Regions from separate parts of the Mus musculus genome. Here region 2 is linked to region 1. The links are chromatin loops, found by intact Hi-C in ENCODE. Cell type or tissue: gastrocnemius. All regions are shown on one strand. Links, peaks and the distances in the headings refer to the core of each region. The heading gives the core; the rest is flanking DNA.

Region 1 (9,221 bases), core at 2,550-7,549:
AATTAGTGCAGATTCAAGAACAGTGGGAAAATGGTGTATTTAGGTCTTAACTGGTGCTTGCTTGCTGTGAGCCTACCAACCCTCCAGCCATGTTCAAACCAACTGTGCCTCTCTCCAAGTCTCGGCGGCTTCATTTTTAACTTAGTGTGTGTGTGTGTGCATGTGCACTTGTGTGCATGTACATGTGTACTGCACTGCACGTTTGGAAGACAGAGGAGAACTGAGTGCCAGTTCTGTCCTCCTGCCGTGTGGTGAAACGTCCAGTGGCCAGGTTTGGAGCCAAGAGCCTTGACCTCTTTTGCCATCTTGCTGGCCCAATGTCTTTGCTAAACTGGGAAGGCGATTTGGTCAACATGGATATTCTGTGTTACTTTATGAGATCAAAACACCTTATGGAGAAGGTAGCAAAAGCTACCAGAGGCTTTCTGGATGACCTCAGACCAGTGTCACCTGGCTGGTCACCCCATCTGTACCATGATGTGGTGGTGGGCAGAGTTGAGGCTCTCTTTTGGCAGGCATTGGATAGAGATAGAGACCAGGAAGTCAGCTCAACACCCCAGGCTATAGAAGGGGATATGACCCACCATACCTTCATCTCTGGACCCATGAGCCCAAGGCAGGAGCCAGTCTTGGCTACATAGCAAAACTCTGACATAGTAACTAAATAACAACAACAACAACAGTAAAAGAAAACAGGAAGTTGAGGAAAAGACTGAATCGTGGCCAGGAAAGCCACTTTATTGAAGGTGGCTGTTAGCAGGAGGAGCCGGAAGTGCATACAGGCAGCAGGGTTGCTACGTCTGAATGGGGACAGGCAGGAGACAACTTCCCCAGCAAGTTGGCTTCCAGAGAGCACAGGTGGAGAAGCTGTGGGGTGGGCCTTGCATCCTCTGGAGGCAGACCAGAGGCCTAGAGAGCAGATGATGTGCAAGCCACAGGCAGGCTTTCCGGTCAGCATCGAAAGATGTTTGCTCATATTTTACAGGGTATTCACTAGGCCCCAGGTGTCGTAGATCTGCAGGTGCATGGCTAGGAGAGTGAGCACACTGGGCCTTATGTGGCTGAGCAGAACCTTCCAGAAACGTGAATGCCCAGCTGGAAGGAGCTTCCTTTGATCTGTGAATTCCTCAACTTCCCCCTCACTACCCAAGGGCCTTCAGGCCCACCTGCTCCCTATAATTATTTAGAAGACCCACAAATGAGCCTGGAGTTTTGAATCCAACCTTAGACGACATGGAAGCCACAGATGCCACCCTTCATGTTATGGCCTGGAACTCTCCTTCCGTATCAAAGCCCTCAGGGTCCAGCAGGCTTGGGAGCCCAAGCTGTAGACACGTGTCCCCAGGCACCTCCCAGCCACTTGCGCCCTTCTGCAAACACACAGAGCTTGTGATTGATTCTCTGAGTTCTTCACACAGCCGGGCGGGGCTGGCTGAATGGGCCGCGTGCAGCCCAAAGGCCCGGCTGGAACCTTGTTGCTGCCCTCTGCCCCGGAAGTCGTTTGTTTGTTTTGAGAGACAGCCTCTTCTGTCCAGCTTGGAAGGCTACTACTGCAGGCCTCCCTGGGACCAGCCATCCCGGCTAAAGCAACAAAGACCCTCTGATCGGAGGCTGGCCAAGGGCCTGGTTGCTCAGGTGTAGACATGGGTCAGTTGGAGCTCAGGAAGGAGTGGTGGGCTCTCCGGCTGAGGTGGCCTTTGCATGGTCTGTGGATAAGATTTCCACACAGTGGGGATGCTTCCCTGCCCCCACCCGTCTCTTCTTTCTGAATTAAGAGTCAGCTGTTGCCACTCCCTGTGCCCTGGCTCTATCTAACTCAACAGCAGGCTCTGCAGTTGAACAGTCCTGGCTCAACTCCAGTCTTGGCCAGCCTTGCTTGCTCCAGCTTCCTTATCTAGCCAGGGGCGTGGAATAGACAAAGCCAGCCTTGGAGGTAAACCAGGAGCATTCCCACCCCGTGAATGAAGAGACATTTACCGTCTCCTTTTCTTAATCACTGCCACCTCGCTTCTGCCCCATCTGGATGTGTCCTATGGAGAGGACAGCGGTGGCCTGAGAGACCTTCTCTGGTCTAGAACCACCTGCACTTGGGTTTCTCAAGCTTTGGTCAAGTTATGAACTCCCATGGGAACTAGACTCAGTTTCTCTTTTCTGTGTGCTTCCCACATGCCTGGTAGACAGAGGTGACTGTATAAATGATACAAGGGGAGTAGTGAAAACTTCTTGGTCCAGATTTTGTTGCGGCTTTGATAGAACCTGTGTGGCCTTTGTCTGCTGAGAGATCTGGACCAGGGAGCCTGGGAGGGGAGAGACTGTGGGATGCACAGGTCCTCTATAAGAGCAACCTGTGCTCATAACTGTTGAGCTATCTTTTCAACCGCCAGCATTTTTTTTTTTTTTTTTTTACTGTGGAAACTCTGAGGCTTTCTACTGTCTCCATAGTCCAGCCTCTGAGGGGAGCACAAATGGGAAGAGAGGGTCAGTGGTGCAGCCATGGCTTTGTGGACTGATCAGCCCCTCTCCTGCTGGCTATCCTGTGCCCTAGGAAGACACCTGCTCTCCCTTCCCAGCATCTCCTTCCCTTTCCTCTTTCCCTTCCTTTATTTGCCTAGTAAATATGGAAACAGTCCCACACACCCATCTGGCTATTCCATTTATCCATTAGATGATCATCTCTCCATCACTCACCCGTCTGCCCATATACCTATCCGTTCATTCACCTACCTGTTTATCTGTCCAACCATCCTTCATCAGTCCGTCACCCATCCTTCCACCCCTCATCCATTTATCCACCCATTCACGCATCCTCCATCCCTCCACCAACCCATTTCTTCATTTACTCATGTTTATCCATCCACTTAGCTACTACCCAGTCACCAACCAACCCATCCATCCATCCATCCATCCATCCACCTACCCACCCACTCATCCCCCATGCCCCCATCCATCCAACTAGACTTCCATCTACCCATTCACTCATCCACTCACCCATCCACCCACCCACCCATCCATCCACCCATCCACCTATCTACCCATCAATTCATCCTCTCTCTCTCTCTCTCTCTCTCTCTCTCTATATATATATATATATTATATAGCCAATCCATCCATTCATTAATCCACCATCCATCCATTAATCCATCCATGCATTCACCCGCCCATCCATCCATCCATCCATCCACTCATAATCCACCTATCTACCTATCCAGTCATCCACTAATCCATTGTTTAACTATCCACCCATCCATCCACCTACCTAATATCCATCCTTCCATCCATTTGTTACCTCTTCACCCATCTAGTCATCAAAAGCATGGTCTGAGTTTGGCTAGGCATTGTCCCAGGTCTGAGGAGGAAAAACAAGCAAGCCCTGGTTTTGCCCTTAAGGGGGATCTGACAGTGTGTTACTGTGTCATTGGATAGGGACAGTTAAGGGACTGTGGGTCTTGAGGAAGGACAGAGGGCAAGAATGTCCATGTGTCAACAAATCACCCAGTACTGCGGCTACACTGCAGTCAGGGTGGGCTTCCTGGAGGAGTGAGGGATGGTGAGGACCTTGTTGTAGAGAGATATGGAGAGGTTAAAGGGGAGGAAGGGTCCTGGCCAGTGAGACAGTATGGGCAAAGCTCTGGGGACAGGAGAAATGCAGGAAGGGCGGGAAATGAAACACAGCAGTACCAACTGCCCCCCCCCCCCGCTCCCCTCTCAGTGTGTTTGCTTAGGGGGTCTTTCAAACACCCATCTGGTTTACAGGCAGAAAGACTGAGGTTCTTGGAGCTGGGAGGCAGATAGCCTTATCATGCTCCTGTTGCAGGAGACTGTGCTCTGCCCCGGGAGACCCTCCGGAGCCCTGGGGGAGGGAAGCTGGAAGGCCCTGGGGAGGCCTGTGAGGCGGGTGGGGCGTGGGAAGACTTCAGACTGCTGTGGGATAGCAAGGCTTTGCTGTCACTCCTGGTCCCCTCCTTTGTCCCCATGTGTCACCGAAGAACGCACGCAGCCACAATCTTGATAAAGGACGCTTTGTCTGGCAGCCTCGGCGGGGGAAGGGAGAGAGTGGAAGGGGAGGCCCCCGGGCAGGAAAGAGTTACCCCTCCCCTCTGGCTGGCCCCGCCCCCACCTCGGGCTCTGGGCAGGAAACACCTATGCCCCACGAACACCCACATCCTCTGCCGAGCCCTGGATGGGCTTCCTGACTCGGGGTGCGCAGCTTCCCGTTTCTTTGAGCTTCGGTTTCCTCATCTGGAGGGAGTCATCTGTCAGCTCTGTGGATGGGTCCCGGGTTGAGCCACAGAGGCTGTGTGGTCCACTGTGCTGGCCTTAAGGATGGATGAGGGGAAAGCAGTCCCCAGAGGCAAGGTGCTCTCGGTCAGAGTCGCACAGCTTGGCCACGGCGATGTGATACAGCTATATCTCTCTCATGCGTGCCTGAGGGTGAGGGCGGGTGGCAGCCCCTTAGTTGTAGTCTTTGTTTGCAGGTGGCTGGAGCCCTGGGCAGGCTTTTGGCAGAGAGAAACACGTGGCCGTTTGAGAGTTCACTGTTCACTGGAACCTGTGAGGGAGAACTGTGGGTACCTGCTGCCCACATGCACTAGACACGAGGTAGCTGCCACGCAGGTCCCCGTCTGCTCTGTGCCTCGTTTCCCAGGTGTAGATCTGATGTGAGCACCACCTCGTGGTTTTAGAGGGCAGCTTCTATCATTGGCCACCCCCAAGGGTCACTGGGACAATGGTATCTGCTTCTGGCCACACAAAAGACTTTGTTCAAGGTCACAGCTTGGGTGAGCTGGGACTAGCCCAGCCCCTCCAGGCATTCCTGTGGAGGAAGGAAGGGTGTGGGTAGAGGGCTGTGGTCCTGGGGTGAGGAGGTCTTGTGGGCAGGAGGCAGCGAGTGAGCTGCTCTGCCCTGCTGGGCACTATCCTTTGTGAAGGAGCTGTCACACTGGTCTGGAGCTCAGGGACCTGGACCCTTGTCCCTGTCCCTACAGTGATGGATGTGAAACAGATGGGCTTAGTCATGGACCCATGGAAGACTCCCTAGATTTTCCCTAAGCAGCAGCAGCAGCAGCCACCAAGTCAGTCTGAAGCCTAGTTGTCCCCTGCGTTACCCCGAGATAGCCTCCACAGGAAATACAAGCCCAGAGAGGGACATGACTAATCAGGAGCCACACAGCTAACAAGAGACCCACTTCATGACCCCACCCCCACCCCCCAGGCTTTGACTTGGCAGCTGTGAATGGGGTAGAAGGGTAGGTGAGTCCTTCTGGGGAAGGTTTCCCAGGGGAAGGCTTGAATATGTTCTAGGTCTTGGCTGTGGCCAGTCTGTTGGGGGGAGGGGGTGTCTTACTTTAGCTCTGCTGCATGCTGTGTGACCTTGAGAAAGAGAACAAACTGCTCTGTGTTTGTTTCCCCTACACACAGGATGCAGATCTTCACAACGCTTATGTCCAAGGGTTCTGGTGAGAACAGAATGAAGTAGCTGCACTGCGGCACACTCTGTGCTCACTGAAGAACATGGAGGGGGTGCACACACCTGTGATACCATGTGGCAGAAGGAAACCATCTGCCAGTGGTACTTAGGGAGCATGGAGAGCCCAAGGCTGGGGTGTGGCCCCAGTGGCACCCTGGGGAGCCACCCCTCGCACCTGTGACAAGAGAGAGGCTGGAGATGCAGGTAATCCACAGGTAGTGGTGAGGTTCTGCCCAGAGCTAGAGCCAGGTAGGAGAAAAGGCCCTGTGACAGGGCTGGAACGGGATGGGGGAGGGATGACCATGACCACAGCCCGTGCACAATCTGCAGGGGGCCAGAACCCTGAAAGGAAAGGTTAGAAGTGTCAGAAGTCTCCCAAGGCCTAAGGAAGAGTGTTGCACACTCTGGTGGCTGCAGATTTCCGGGCCTCGTGGGAAGTAAATTTAGGGCAAAACAGCAACCAGAAAATGAACTGAAGCTGATGTCATGGTACGTGCCTGCGATTTCAGTGCCAGAAAGTGTGTGTGTGTGTGTATGTGAGTGTGTGTGAATGTGTGTGAGTGTGTGTCTGAATATGTGTGTGAATGTGTGTATGTATGTGTGTATGTGTATATATGTGTGTGTATGTGTGTATGTATGTGTGCATATGTGGATGTATATATGTATATGTTTGTATAAGAATGTGTGTGAGTGTATATGTGGTTGTGTTTGATTATGTGTGTATATGTGTATGTATGTGAATGTGTGTATGTGTGTGAGTGTATGTGTGGCTGTGTGTGAGTATGTATGTATATGTGTGTATATGTATGTGAATGTGTGTATGTGTGTGTATATGTATGTGAGTGTGTGTGTGTATTGTGTGAGTGTGTTGTATATGTTTGAGTTTATGTGTGTATGTGAGTGTGTGGTTGTGTGTGAATGTGTATGCATGTGAATGTGTGAGTATGTGTGTGTAGTGTGAGTATGTGTATGTATGAGTATGTGTGCACTGTGAGTGTGTATGTGTGTGTGAGAGAGAGAAGAGAGAGAGAGAGAGAGCAAGCGAAACTTTTCTGTTTGTCCTTCTTTGTCTTGGGTATATCTGCCATGTCCTCTTGGCTCTCACAACACATAACTTCAAGGATAAAAATAAGTATTTGCAAGGCAGTGATGGCCACAGGGTCCTTTATCCCCAAGGATGGCTCTGATCCAGTCCATTTTGTGGATGAGAAAAGAGAGTCTGGGGGAGTGACCCACACTGGCATCGCCACTTCCGACCTAGACACCTATCTCGTCTCCTGAACTGTGTCCACCCGCTTCTTGTGCTCTCTCATTTGTCTCCATAGAAGAGTCTGAGACCATCTGAAGGAATCCTGTGGATCTGCTAATAAACATGCAAAGGGGAAGCTTCACGGCCCTGGGCAAGGACTAGCAGCGTCTACACATGTGCTGCCTGCTGCATAGGGCTTTGCTCAGAGCCTCCGTGCTTCCCCGACTGGGAGTGCTACTCTGACACACCCCCTCAATGTCTGTGGCTTGGCGCAGGCATAAAAAAAAATCAAACCACTGTCCCCTGAACTGCTCAAGATCCTCTGCTTTTTTTCTTTTCCACTAAGGAGACTAATAAATGGCCAGCCACTTGACGTGATCATTAAGGGCTTCAGTGAGCTGTGTGGGCACCGTTCCCTCCCGCTCTGGCTGGCCTGAGGCGTCAGCCATAGAGGATGGCAGAGATTAATAAAGTCCTTGTGGGGCCGGCCTCTGGGGAGAGGGGGCTGTGAGAGGTAGGCACACTCTTGTAACCACTATTTACAGCGATGGTCACAGGAGATGCCATGTGGTGCCAGCAAATTCTAGGCAGCTTCTTTCAGACGGGACTTCCAAGAGCACTGCAGCCAGGGTGAGTGGTAAGTGGTCAAGAAAGAAAGGTGCACGGGATGTCGTAAGTCCGGGTGTTGCACTCAGGGGAGGCTCTGCCCCTGCATGTGTGAGATATCCTGGCAGAGGGCAGAGACTGGAGCCTCTCTGAGGGGAGGGGGCTGGGGGTAAACAAACCCAGGGTAGGTTCCAAGGCCAGGCAAGTACTCTTACAGTTCATTCAGAGTGGAGCACCAGACCTAGCGACCTCCAGCTGGACCTGTCCCTAAAGTTCCTCCCCTTTGCTCCTCTTCCCACCTTTCCTGTTCTCTCCACACCCCTTCCCTTCTTCCCTCTCCACATCCCACACACCTTCCCTCCTTCTCTTCCTCCTCCTCTTCTTTCAACTCCTCCCCGTCCCCTTCCCCCTCTCCCTCCTTTCTCTTGCTCTTCCTTCCCCTCTTCTTTCTTTTCCTCCCCTTCTCTCCCTCCTCCTCTTCTCTCTTCTCTTTCCCCTCTTCTCTTCCCTTTCCTCCTCCCTCTCTCCCCTTCCCATCTCTACTTCTTCTTCATTCTCCCCTCCTCCTTTTCTTCCTCCTCCCCTCCTCTTCCTCCCCCTCCTCCTCGTTTCTTCTTCAACAGTATCTGTCTGGATATATTGCCCAGGTTGTCTCAGAACTCACCATGTGATCCTAGGAGGATCAAACATGTGATCCTCCTGCCTCAGCCTCCCAAGTACTGGGATTACCAATGATTTCCACTACCCTGACATTGGTCACTTCTTACTACTATGACAAGGGGACCAAGTATCAACATGCAAACCCTTAAAGCAAAACTGCAGCAGATGGTGACAGTCACAACCCCATCTGTGCTCAGGCTTTGACTATCAGGCAGTGGCCACAGATCAGTTGGAAGGACACAGGCTGCCTCCTCTGGGAGGATCTGAGCTACCTTCTCTGCACTCAGCTGGATGCCCAGTGCCCACACAACACTGGTGCTCATGAGTAGCTAGCCCCAGCCCTAAGGATTGACCTTAAGGAAGGGTTAGGGATGCCTCTCTTGCCACAGAGAATAGGACCAGCTCAGTTGAGCCCTGCAAACCATCCTTGCATCATGTCACCTTGTGCAGGGACAATGGGGGCCAGGCTGGCTTCACTGTCATCACAGGAGAGGAGCCAGTTGGTCAGGACCATCTGAGTCAGGCCAGAGACCATGGAGGTTTGTACTCCTCCTTCACGCCATGCTCTGGGGCTCTGAGTGCTTACAGTCACGAAGCCACATGTCCAGGCTGACACAGGTGACCAGGGGTGCCACTGGGGATCGATTGATCAGGTCTTCTCAGATCCTGATGGTCTTACCACAGACTCTCTTCCTCTATTCCCAGGAGGCTCCTACTGCACAGGGAAGGGTGCTCCATCTGGTAGGGACAGCATCCACCTAGTGCTATGTTGGAGAGGCCAAGATTTTTCTCTAATGGCCTCACACTCCACAACAGCTCACCCCTTTGAAGCACAGACCCAGAGAGCGTAGCAGATTCAAGACCCGTGCAAACACCAACACAATAATTTTAGAATGTTTTTTTTTTCCACCTCAGAAAGAAACCTCAAATCTTTCCCCACTTGGCCCAACCTCCTTCTCCACCTCCACCCCCTCACAATCCTGGCAACCAGGAATCTGCTGTCTCTAGAGATCTATTTTTGGAATTTCATCTAAAAACATCATAGAATACACAGAGGCACCTCTCACTTACAGCAGTGTCTGTAAGTCTGTCGGCATTGCTGCCTGTCCAGCGCTTGGCTCCATGGCCACTCGCTATCCCACTCTATAGACAGAGCTCATTCTCCTCCCTTGGCAGCGACTTTTGCTCTTTCTTTTCCTAGCCACTATGGTTTATGCTTCCATGGAACCAAGTTTTCTT
Region 2 (9,221 bases), core at 1,363-6,362, 73 kb before region 1:
CGAAAGTGTTTTGTGCTTGTCTCGGCTTCCCTGGGATTGGCTGGTGGGTTTGCCTTACTCAGGTGATCAGGGTGGGAGGCATCGCTGCCACTGAAGAACACGACAGAACCCCAGAACACAGCTCTGTGTTGTCTCCATTCATGAAACAGGGTTAAAGCGAATGCTCTAAGATGGGAGAAACTTAATGCTTGTCTTTAATGGTCCTGTTCTAAGACATCTCCCAGCTGAGAGAACTGCCCAGAGAGGTCAGGCAACTCAGATAAGATCACACAGCATAGCTTCCAGTGAGCCTGCCTGAGGCCTTTTCTTTTTTCACGGGGGTTCGGGGTGGGGAATGGGGGACAGAATCTCATCCAGCTGAGTTTTGTATGGACCAAAGCCAGGTTTCAAACCAGAAATTTCCAAACCTTTCTAGAGTGCCCTAGGACGCACTACCCCGCCCCCCCCCAGGACCTTTCAACCCATGCTGTGCTCACACTCAAAGATTGGTCTGGATTCTGGGGAGGCCTTGATGGCGCTCATCCCTCCAGAGGAGAGACTGTGTTTCAGGCCCAGCTCTCGGGCTTTTTCTGAGCTGTGTGGCGTCTGACATCCTCTTCCTCACTCTCTGACGTGGAATGTTTTCCCCATAGAAGTCCTGTGAAGACTGCATAGTGTTAGGTAACGATGCGGAAGCATAAGCTCTGAAGCCAGACCTGGGTTCAGACCCTATCAGCTCTTCTTCCTACTGTGTGCCCTTGGGTACTTTACTTAGTCTCTCTGTGCTTCTATTGAGGCTAATAATAGTTCTACCTCAGTGAGCTGGCCTTCGGGAGCCCCGCGCACAGCTCCAGCCTTTATTGACGGCCTGCTCTGCCGATCGCCTTTCGTATGAGACCTTCAGAGATGTAAGGCATACTCAAAGCAGTGTTTTCACTGTCCGATCTGAGGGGTCGGGGAAACCGAGGCACGTCGCAGTGTCATGCCATCCCTGCAATAAGGATTCTGCCTCGCCATCAGGCTGGAGGGTGGGGAGACAAGCTGTGTACAGACCCTCTTGTTTGAGCCTGTTGGACAGACCTCATGCAGGCATCGGCGGGCTGGCGGCGGCGCTGTCAGGCACTGTCAAGCACTGCTGGTCGCCAGCAGCTGGATGCACGGAGGTGTTTTTCTTCCTCCTGACAGCAATACCCGGCTGGGAAGCGGTCCCTGGTGTGCGTAATGGTCACACATTCCCCCCCCCCCCACCCCTCGAGATGGAGGAATTCATGAGTTACCCCCGACCCTAGCCTCCCAGTTCTGGGCAAGGAGCCAGAGCCAGCCATAAACAGTCTGGGAGCTGACACTACACCCGCAAAACTCCAGTGTCTAGCACCTCAGGTGGGGCCTCAGCAACCTGCAGAACGGGGCTGAACAGGGAGAGTGATCAGGGAGAGGGGGGAGGCAGAGTGTTGACAGACTGAGGTCTCTCTCTGCTGCTGCTGATGGGTGTAAGGAACGGGGAGGCCTGCGTTGGATCCCCTGTGCTGTGTGACCTTGGGCAGGAGCTCCACCTCCCTGATCACTGGTTCCTTCCCCTGTAGACAGGTGGACTCCTGTGATCTTCTCAAGGGTGGGTATTGGCTGAGCAGCGGAGAGGTGGCAGAGAGTTTGGGGTACTGAATTTGGAGGGAAGGGATGGTTCTCTACCCTCAACACAGTTATGAACCCCAGCGTTCATGGCTGCCATCTGGGCTGTGGTGGCCTCAGGGAGACGTCCCCCAGGGGAATTTTGGCAGCATCTAGATACATCTCTGGTTGTCACCCTGAGTCCAGCTCCTCCTGGAGTCTACTGGATAGAGGACTGGCAGGCTGTTAAACGTTCCACTGTGCGTGTGGTGTGACCCCTTTCTACAACAACAACAACGACAACAACCAAAACTCATCCAGCAATACACATCAGTAGTGCCCAAGAAGCTGAAATACCCCCGGACAGCAAAGAGAGGCCTGGGTACAGGATAAACCTCAGATCATTCAACAGGTGCACACCAAGCCCTCACCAAGCAGTGGGGCCACAGGGACAGCCTCGATCCGGTGCAGTCTGCCTTTTAGGGAAGGAGATAGGCCACTGACAGCAAAACCAGACAGAGTCTCGGGATGAACCAGCCTGGAAATGAGGAGGGATAGGCACAGTGTATATTACAGGGAGGTCTGCTGTAGATGGAGACACATGCTGAGTTCTGGATGGTGAGAAGGAGTGGACTGTGGCATTCTGGGATATCAGATCAAAGCTGCTGATACCCATGGTGTAAGCACTGGAGCTGATGCTTCAGCCGCAGACTTTCTGGATCTGTAACACGGCTTCCCGAGTCTCGAAGTCAGCCAAGTCCAACAGTGCAGGCTCAAAGTAGTACAGCTCAGAGAGTTCAGAGATGGCTGGGGCGGCAGTATTTCATTGTGGGTGTGATGGGAGCCGGGAGGTTTTGGACTCTGGAAGGTGAGAGCCTGCCGTGTCACCGTAGATTTCCAGTTAACTGGGGCTTATTTGAATCCAAGGTATCCAGAACATTTTCTTCGTTCCAAGCTAGGATATTGGTTAGGGAGAGGGAAGGGGAGCTGGGGCACCAAGGCAGTCTAGCATGCCTCACCCGGGAAGTCTGTTGTCCTCTGCTCAGGGGAAGGTAGGATTTATGTGCTGGTCTGGGTGCTGGCCTCTTCTGTTCCGTCCCTCAGCCATTGTTCCTGAGACCCAAGGAGGTCACCAGCAGGAAGGCACAGGCTCCACCCAGGTGGCTGCCCTTGGCTTCCACCTTCTAGAAGCTTCTCTCTCTGTGTCTGGCAAAGGACTGTGAACCTGAGGCCTAAACCTCAGTCTACAGATAGGGAAATCGGGGCTCAGCAGTAGATCATGCGCTGCCCAAGAGCATTCATCTAGGAGGGATGGTAGGCAGACTCACACCGGCTCTTCTGAGCCATGCTTAGGGGAGGGCACAGAAGTGCTCTCCCACACTCCCTGCCTTTTAAGAGTACAGTTTTTGCCCAGTGTTCCCTATAGGCAACAGGGCTGGACCTAGAGCCCTAGGTATCAGTGCCAATGGAGTGTGGCTGGGGCGAAGCCAGCCTTATCTCCTCACTGGGCCTCGGGTATCCAAGACACGGATCCTGGCCTCTCCTGATGATCGGGGAGCTTTTTGTGTGTACAGGGGCACAGGGCCACCCGGGAACAGCTGCTTCCTGTTGATTTCAGGTGGGCCCAGTGCCTGTCACAGATAATACTGAACATAGCAGCACCCTGAGACAGCACCCCGTTGCCTTTGGCCCCTGAAGCTTAGACGCTCTCCAAGATCATCCATCCACCTTTGCCTGGAAGGGAATCTCCATTTCAGCCCATCCACTTACCCTTGCCCACCCCCACCCCCATCTCCTGTGATACACCATGTCTCACCTTCAGCTTCTTACTGGCTTCAGGACCACAATGACTATGGTGGGATTTCCCACATAGCTGTTACAGGCTTTGATGGAGGCGTGGTTTACATCATTGATAGGTAGAATCGGGGACCTGTAGGCATTGAGGAATGTTGCAGAGAGACAGGGGAGCCAGAGATCCTGCACAGTGACCTTGGGCAGGACCAAGGGAGAGATTGGTCTGTAGTTGGGGTTGTGATAATCTCAGGGGCTGGGGTATGGGGCTTCCGAGGTTGGCTGTGTGTTTTCCAGTGCAAGCCAGTACAAAAGTGCATTTGTTGAGGTGTGAGTTATTAGTTTTTGTTCACTTATTACTTGTGTAAATATGTGTGCACATTTCACAGTGTATACCTGGAGGTCGGAGGACAACTCGTCGAGGTCAGTTCTCCCCCTCAACTATGTGTCCTGGGGGTTGAACTTAGGCCGTCAGGCATCAAGGCCAGTGGCTTCACCCGCTGAGCCATTTTGCCGGCCCAAATCCATTTGTTTTTAAACCCCCTGCTCCGTGCAGCTGCTTCTTCGATCTCTGCTTGTGTGGGCTTTGGAGAACCTGCCCCTTGCTAATGTGAGGGAACTGCTGTAGAAGATCCCCTGGAGGTTGCTAAGAACATCTCACAGGCATTGCTGGCGGTGTGCGGGTGTGGGCAGTGAAGACACAAGCCAGACAGCTCTTAGTCACAAGCCCATCCTTGCTGCTTGTCACCCACCCCAGTCACCAGGACGTGATGGGAGAGGCACCGTGTAGGTCTTCCCTCTTCTGAGACATAGCCCAGGCTTGCCTCAAACTCACACTCTCAAGGCTGGGGCTGAGCTGACCAGGGATGGATGCTCTCCCTTCTTTAGAAGCCACACCAGCATGTTCTTTCACCCTCCCCCTGTCCCCATGAATATGTACTCCAGACAGCCAGGCTTGTGTCATTTTGACTGCCAGGGTGGCTTGGAGAGATCAAGGCTATTGAGGAGCCTGGAGCCGTGCAGTGTCAAGAAAGAACAGCCCGAGCACAGTGATGCACAACCCAGGGACTGAGGTTCCCCCACACCTTCCTCTAGGCCAGCTGTTCTCAACCTGTGGGTTGAGAGCCCTTCGGGGGACCAAGTGACCTTTTTCCACAGGGGTCACATATCAGATATCCTGCCTCTCAGATATTTACGTTACGATTCATAACAGTAGCAAACTCACAGTTATGAAGTAGCAAGGGAAATAATTTTATGGCTGGGGGTGACCCCAACACGAGGAACCGTGTTAAAAGGTCACAACATTGCTTTAGGCACTGTCCCCTGCCTGCCCTGGTCCTGCTAGGTAGCCTCCCACCTTGTTAGGCTTCCCCGTGCATTCTCTTGGTTTTTATTATCATTTAACAGGGTCGGGTTAGAAATCTATGTGACCAGGCTTGCCTGGCTGCATTTGAAGACAAGCAAGTACCCACAGTTTTTAATCGGGGAGGGGGTCCTGGCAGAAATCACATTAAATATATCATCATCTCTATCTCCAAATAAAGGTGGCCTCAACTGACCTGAGCACCCCCCAGCATGGGGCAGCTCATGTTCAACCTCAGAGTAGCCACCACCCCTGCCCGGTAATTGGCCCAAAGCATGCCAGCCCCAGCTGATCCTGGGGATGCCTGAGCCCAGATCTGTCTTGGGTTTGCTTGGGTGGAGCTCTCCAGGAGGAAAGCTAGAGCTGGTCTGTCTTCATTCTGTGTGCCTCTTCCCTTCTCCAGAAGGTCCTGTCTCCTTTGTGATGCTTTCTCTTCACTTTCAAATGGACCGCTAGCACCCCTGGGGTGGAGCTGAGGGGTAGGGGTGGGGGTAAGCCTTGGCTGCTCTGGGTGTGCTGGAAGAGAGCTCAGCCCTGCCCCTGCCAGGGACTCTGGGATGCGGGATCCCCTCCCACCCTCCTTATCCTTGGACACTGAGCCAAACCTGAATTGTGGAAATGGCGGTTTGCCTTAGTGGAAGGTTTTCCCTTCCTGCAGGCACTGATGGTGGCCACCACTCAGACATGATTTTGTAGCACAGGCTAGGCCTCATTCACTGTTTCAAACTGGCAGGCTGGCCAGGCTCAGGTGACGGAGGTCAGTCCTCTCTGCAGGCTATCCCAGTAGGGAAACTGAGGTCTGGCAGGCAGTACTGGGCTCAGCCTCCCAGCATCAGATAGGTAGGTTGGGTGGAGTTGGGTGCGGCTTCCCCAGGTCTCAGTCCTCAAATCTCTCTGCACGCTCTGCCCACACACCATGCCCGCAAACAAGCCCACCCAGCAGGCCCCTCCCCACAGCAACACCCCGCTCATAGCCACGCCCACACACTAATACCTCACATGCCTCGCCTCCCCCCCCACGCCCTGCCACTCACACCACCAAATTCCATAAGAGGGACCTAGCTATTCTGTAGTCACCTAGTGGGGCTGTGAGCACACAGTGGGGGGCTGCAGGCATATAGTTACTATCAGTGTCCTCATAACCGAGACCCATTTTACAGACAAACAGACTGACCTAGGCTAGCCTAGGGTAACACAAAGCTCTGGCCTGCAGAGGTCACCAAATCAGAGGTGGGTGGGGTTTCCGGATGGAGAGCTGCCAGGGCGACTGGTCTGTCTGTAATTATGGGTGCGTGCTGTCTCCAGACCTCAGTTTCCCCATCTGAGCACTGGGAAGATGGTAGTGTCAGGTCTTAGGGGAAGAAGGACCTGGTAGGGTTATCCATCCTGGGCTACGGGTAGTTGCTACCGTACACGCTTAGCCTCAGTTTCCCCATTCATTCAAGGCCTGCACTGAGGCATAGGAAGAGCCAGAATGGTGTCTGGGAGCCTGGGTTCGAATCCTATGGAGCCCCATGTAAACCACTTTTTCCCCACTGAGCTGGGTAAAGCATGGCATGAACAAGGCTAGCCTGAGCTCTTCCAGGACACAATCCATAGCCCAGTGCAGCCTGGGAAGATTTGCATTGGCAGAATCAGACCCCAGCCTCCCACCCCCAATGTGGTTTCCGGTCCCTCCCACGTGGTTTCTGGTCCTCCACCCACTGCTGGACATGGTTTCCTGTCCCTTCTCCCTCCCTCTTCAGTTGCTCAGCGATTCCCTGGGATGAGTGTCCCTGGCCTCGGGAAGCAGCCCTGGGACCAAGGTTTCCAAGGGTTCCCTTTTCCTTCTGCTTCTCTATGGAGCTCTGGCAGGGCCGGAAGGGGTCTGCAGCTTGGGCAGGGCAGCCTGTTTGGGGTCTCGTTTGTTTGGGCTCCACCGTTGTGTGAGGCCTCTTGGGGCAGGCTGGGAAAGCCAGACCTTCCTCGGTCTCATGATTTCTAGTCCGGCCCTGAACTGGGCCCAGAGTAGTTGGGAAGCCCTAGCCTACGAGCTACAGGCCTGGTGACAATGATGATGATAGTGATGATGGTGATGAGGGTGAGAGCTAGCGAGATATCTGCTATTATTATTTCTGACATCACCATAAACATTACTATCATCATCATCACAGTCACCGTCATCATCATCGCCACCGTCTCCACCGCCATCACCACCCTTCAGCCCCTGCATCTCCAAGATTCCACTGAGTGATTTTACCACCCAGGGCTTTCACTGGGGAGGGGGCTGTGAGGTTCATTGTTTTCAGAGGGATAACCTGGACTGACTTTAGGCCAATATGTAGCCCAGGCTGGTCTTCCTCCTCCTGCCTCAGCCGTGGTTCAGCATGTGATGTGCACACTTCCTGTGAGCCTACTTTGGCTTTGTGGCTTGTGGTTCTGGGGATCGGTGAGGTCACACATTCAGCACCGAGTATTAACTGAGATGGACTGTCATGGTGGCCGGTACCCATGTGGGGCTGAACCCTGAGCCAGGTCCAGTGACTCCAAAGATGTCCTTTGACCCTAAGGGTGTCCTGTGACCCTGATACTCCACCATGGGGTGGAGACTTCTTGTCAGGAGAGACACTTGTCACAAGCTAGCCCTCGGCTGACTGGTTTATAGCAGTTTATCCCGGCCTCATGGCTGTGGCTTCCATGGGACAGCCTGGCCTAGCCTGGTCGGTTGTAAAGGACTGACTGGGTGGAGTCTCGTTTCTAAATCTCATTTAATTTAGAGAAGCCAGGGACGATGGTGTACGTTCGGGGATGAGAGGTGGGTAACATCGGGACACCCCGACTCTGGCCTCTAGACAGTTTGCTGCAGACACTGCATGTGTAGACACTGTGTGTGCAGACACTGCATGTGTAGACACTGTGTGTGCAGACACTGTATGTGCAGACACTGTGTGTGTGTGTACACTGTGTGTGCAGACACTGTGTGTGTAGATACTGTATGTGTAGACACTGTGTGTGCAGACACTGTGTGTGTGGACACTGTGCAGACACTGTGTGTGCAGACACTGTGTGTGTGTGTACACTGTGTGTGCAGACACTGTGTGTGTAGATACTGTATGTGTAGACACTGTGTGTGCAGACACTGTGTGTGTGGATGCTGTATGTGCAGACACTGTGTAAACACTGTGTGTGCTGAGTTCTCGCTGACCCTTCAGTCTACACAAGGCACGTGGGAGTGAACACGGCACCCATTGCTGGGAAAGTTAGCTCTACTGATGCACTGCCAACCTTCCCACACCCCTCCCCCGTTGACCTCCCATGCCGACCTCTCCCCCAGAGCTGGGGACCCATGCGCCTGTCTGAGGTCAATTTAAATATCACTCAGAACTCAGATATCTTCTCCGAGATCCATGCTGTAGCCAGGCAGGGTGGGCAGGGGGGCCTTCCCAGAGCAGAGGACATGGCTACCACCTGCCAGCCATGGCCAGGTCTAGCCTGCGCTCTCTCTTCTCCCTCTCTGGATCTAAAGCCCAGGAGAATGTTCTAGGATTCAGGCTCTGAGGCAGGGCTGTTGATGTGTGCGGGTTCTGGGAAGGGTGTGGGTGTCCCCGACTGTGAGCCTGGGGGAGCACCTGACTGTAAGCCTGGGGGGGAGCACCCTGACTGTGAGCGTGAGAGAGCACCCCATCTGTGAGCCTGGGGGAGCACAGTAGGCCCTCAGGAAGTTCTGTGTCTTCAGCCATCATCAGTCTTCTGCAGGTTCCTAGTCCTATTGTCCTGGAGGCTCAGAGCGATGGCAAGGCTTCCTGACTGTGGGGCTTTGATAGGACCTGGCAAATTACAAGACCTACTGTGTGCAATACCTGAGCCAGTCCAGCCAGCAGAAGACAGGCCCTTGGTATGTAGAAATCCCACCGTTGGGTTATATGGACCAGTATGAGAAATTGGGGAGCCCTGTTATAGTACGGGGGGGCACCGGGTACCACAAGGGGCATAGAGCAGTCTTGCTAAAGCTGGAGGGAGAGGGAGAGGAAGGGAGAGAGCGAGAGAGAGCACAAGCTTACACTGCTGTGCTCCTCAGTGACAGAGAACTGTGAAGGCCATGACCACGCCCGTAGAGTGTCCTTTGATGGAGCCCGTCACGCTTGCGCCATGACCTAAAAGGCCTGGCCTTGGCTTCTATGCTATACAGCCCCTACCAGCCCTGTCTTCTAGGGTCTTTTTCTGTCTTCTTTGGAAGGTCACAGGGACAAGGAGCTTTGACCTCTGCCCTGGGAGGAGAAGAAGCTCTGGGCTCCAGTCCAGCTCATGTGTCCTAGAGACATAAGCCAAACAGAGAAAACTGCTCCCGAGGTGGAGTATGGGTGTTACCAAATGCGCCTAGTTGGGGGAATCTGACAGGAGGTGAGGCCACGCTGGCTCAGTCACTGGCCTCCACCCCTGCACCTGCCTCTTCCCTTGGAGGCCTCTGCTGCTCCAGGAGTCCACACACTACCTTCCCGGG

What was found. A loop is a pair of places that touch in the nucleus more often than their neighbours do. Peaks named below come from ENCODE experiments on the same cell type or tissue, not always from the same donor. Only the 100,000 strongest peaks of a DNase experiment are listed, where the experiment ranks them.
Region 2: it touches region 1 in a loop (2.6-fold over the local background); 7 of 42 quality-filtered maps call a loop at or near these places.

The regions. Positions count from the first base shown.
Region 1 is chr5:111,505,175-111,514,395 of GRCm38, forward strand. It overlaps Gm36223 (a long non-coding RNA gene), which reads left to right and starts at 4,104. Exons shown (of 2, transcript XR_880575.2): 1 at 4,104-5,671; 2 at 6,793-7,097. RefSeq lists an enhancer at 3,460-5,319. In gastrocnemius, for the core only: a CTCF peak has its summit at 4,679 (motif pointing left); a DNase peak (open chromatin) is centred at 7,187; H3K4me3 peaks cover 1,052 bases; H3K27ac peaks cover 3,509 bases.
Region 2 is chr5:111,433,322-111,442,542 of GRCm38, forward strand. All of the region lies in intron 2 of Mn1 (meningioma 1), which reads left to right. Among named protein-coding and RNA genes, the nearest start is that of Mn1, 21 kb to the left of the region's middle. In gastrocnemius, for the core only: no CTCF peak of the experiment used is centred there; no DNase peak of the experiment used is centred there; H3K27ac peaks cover 3,307 bases.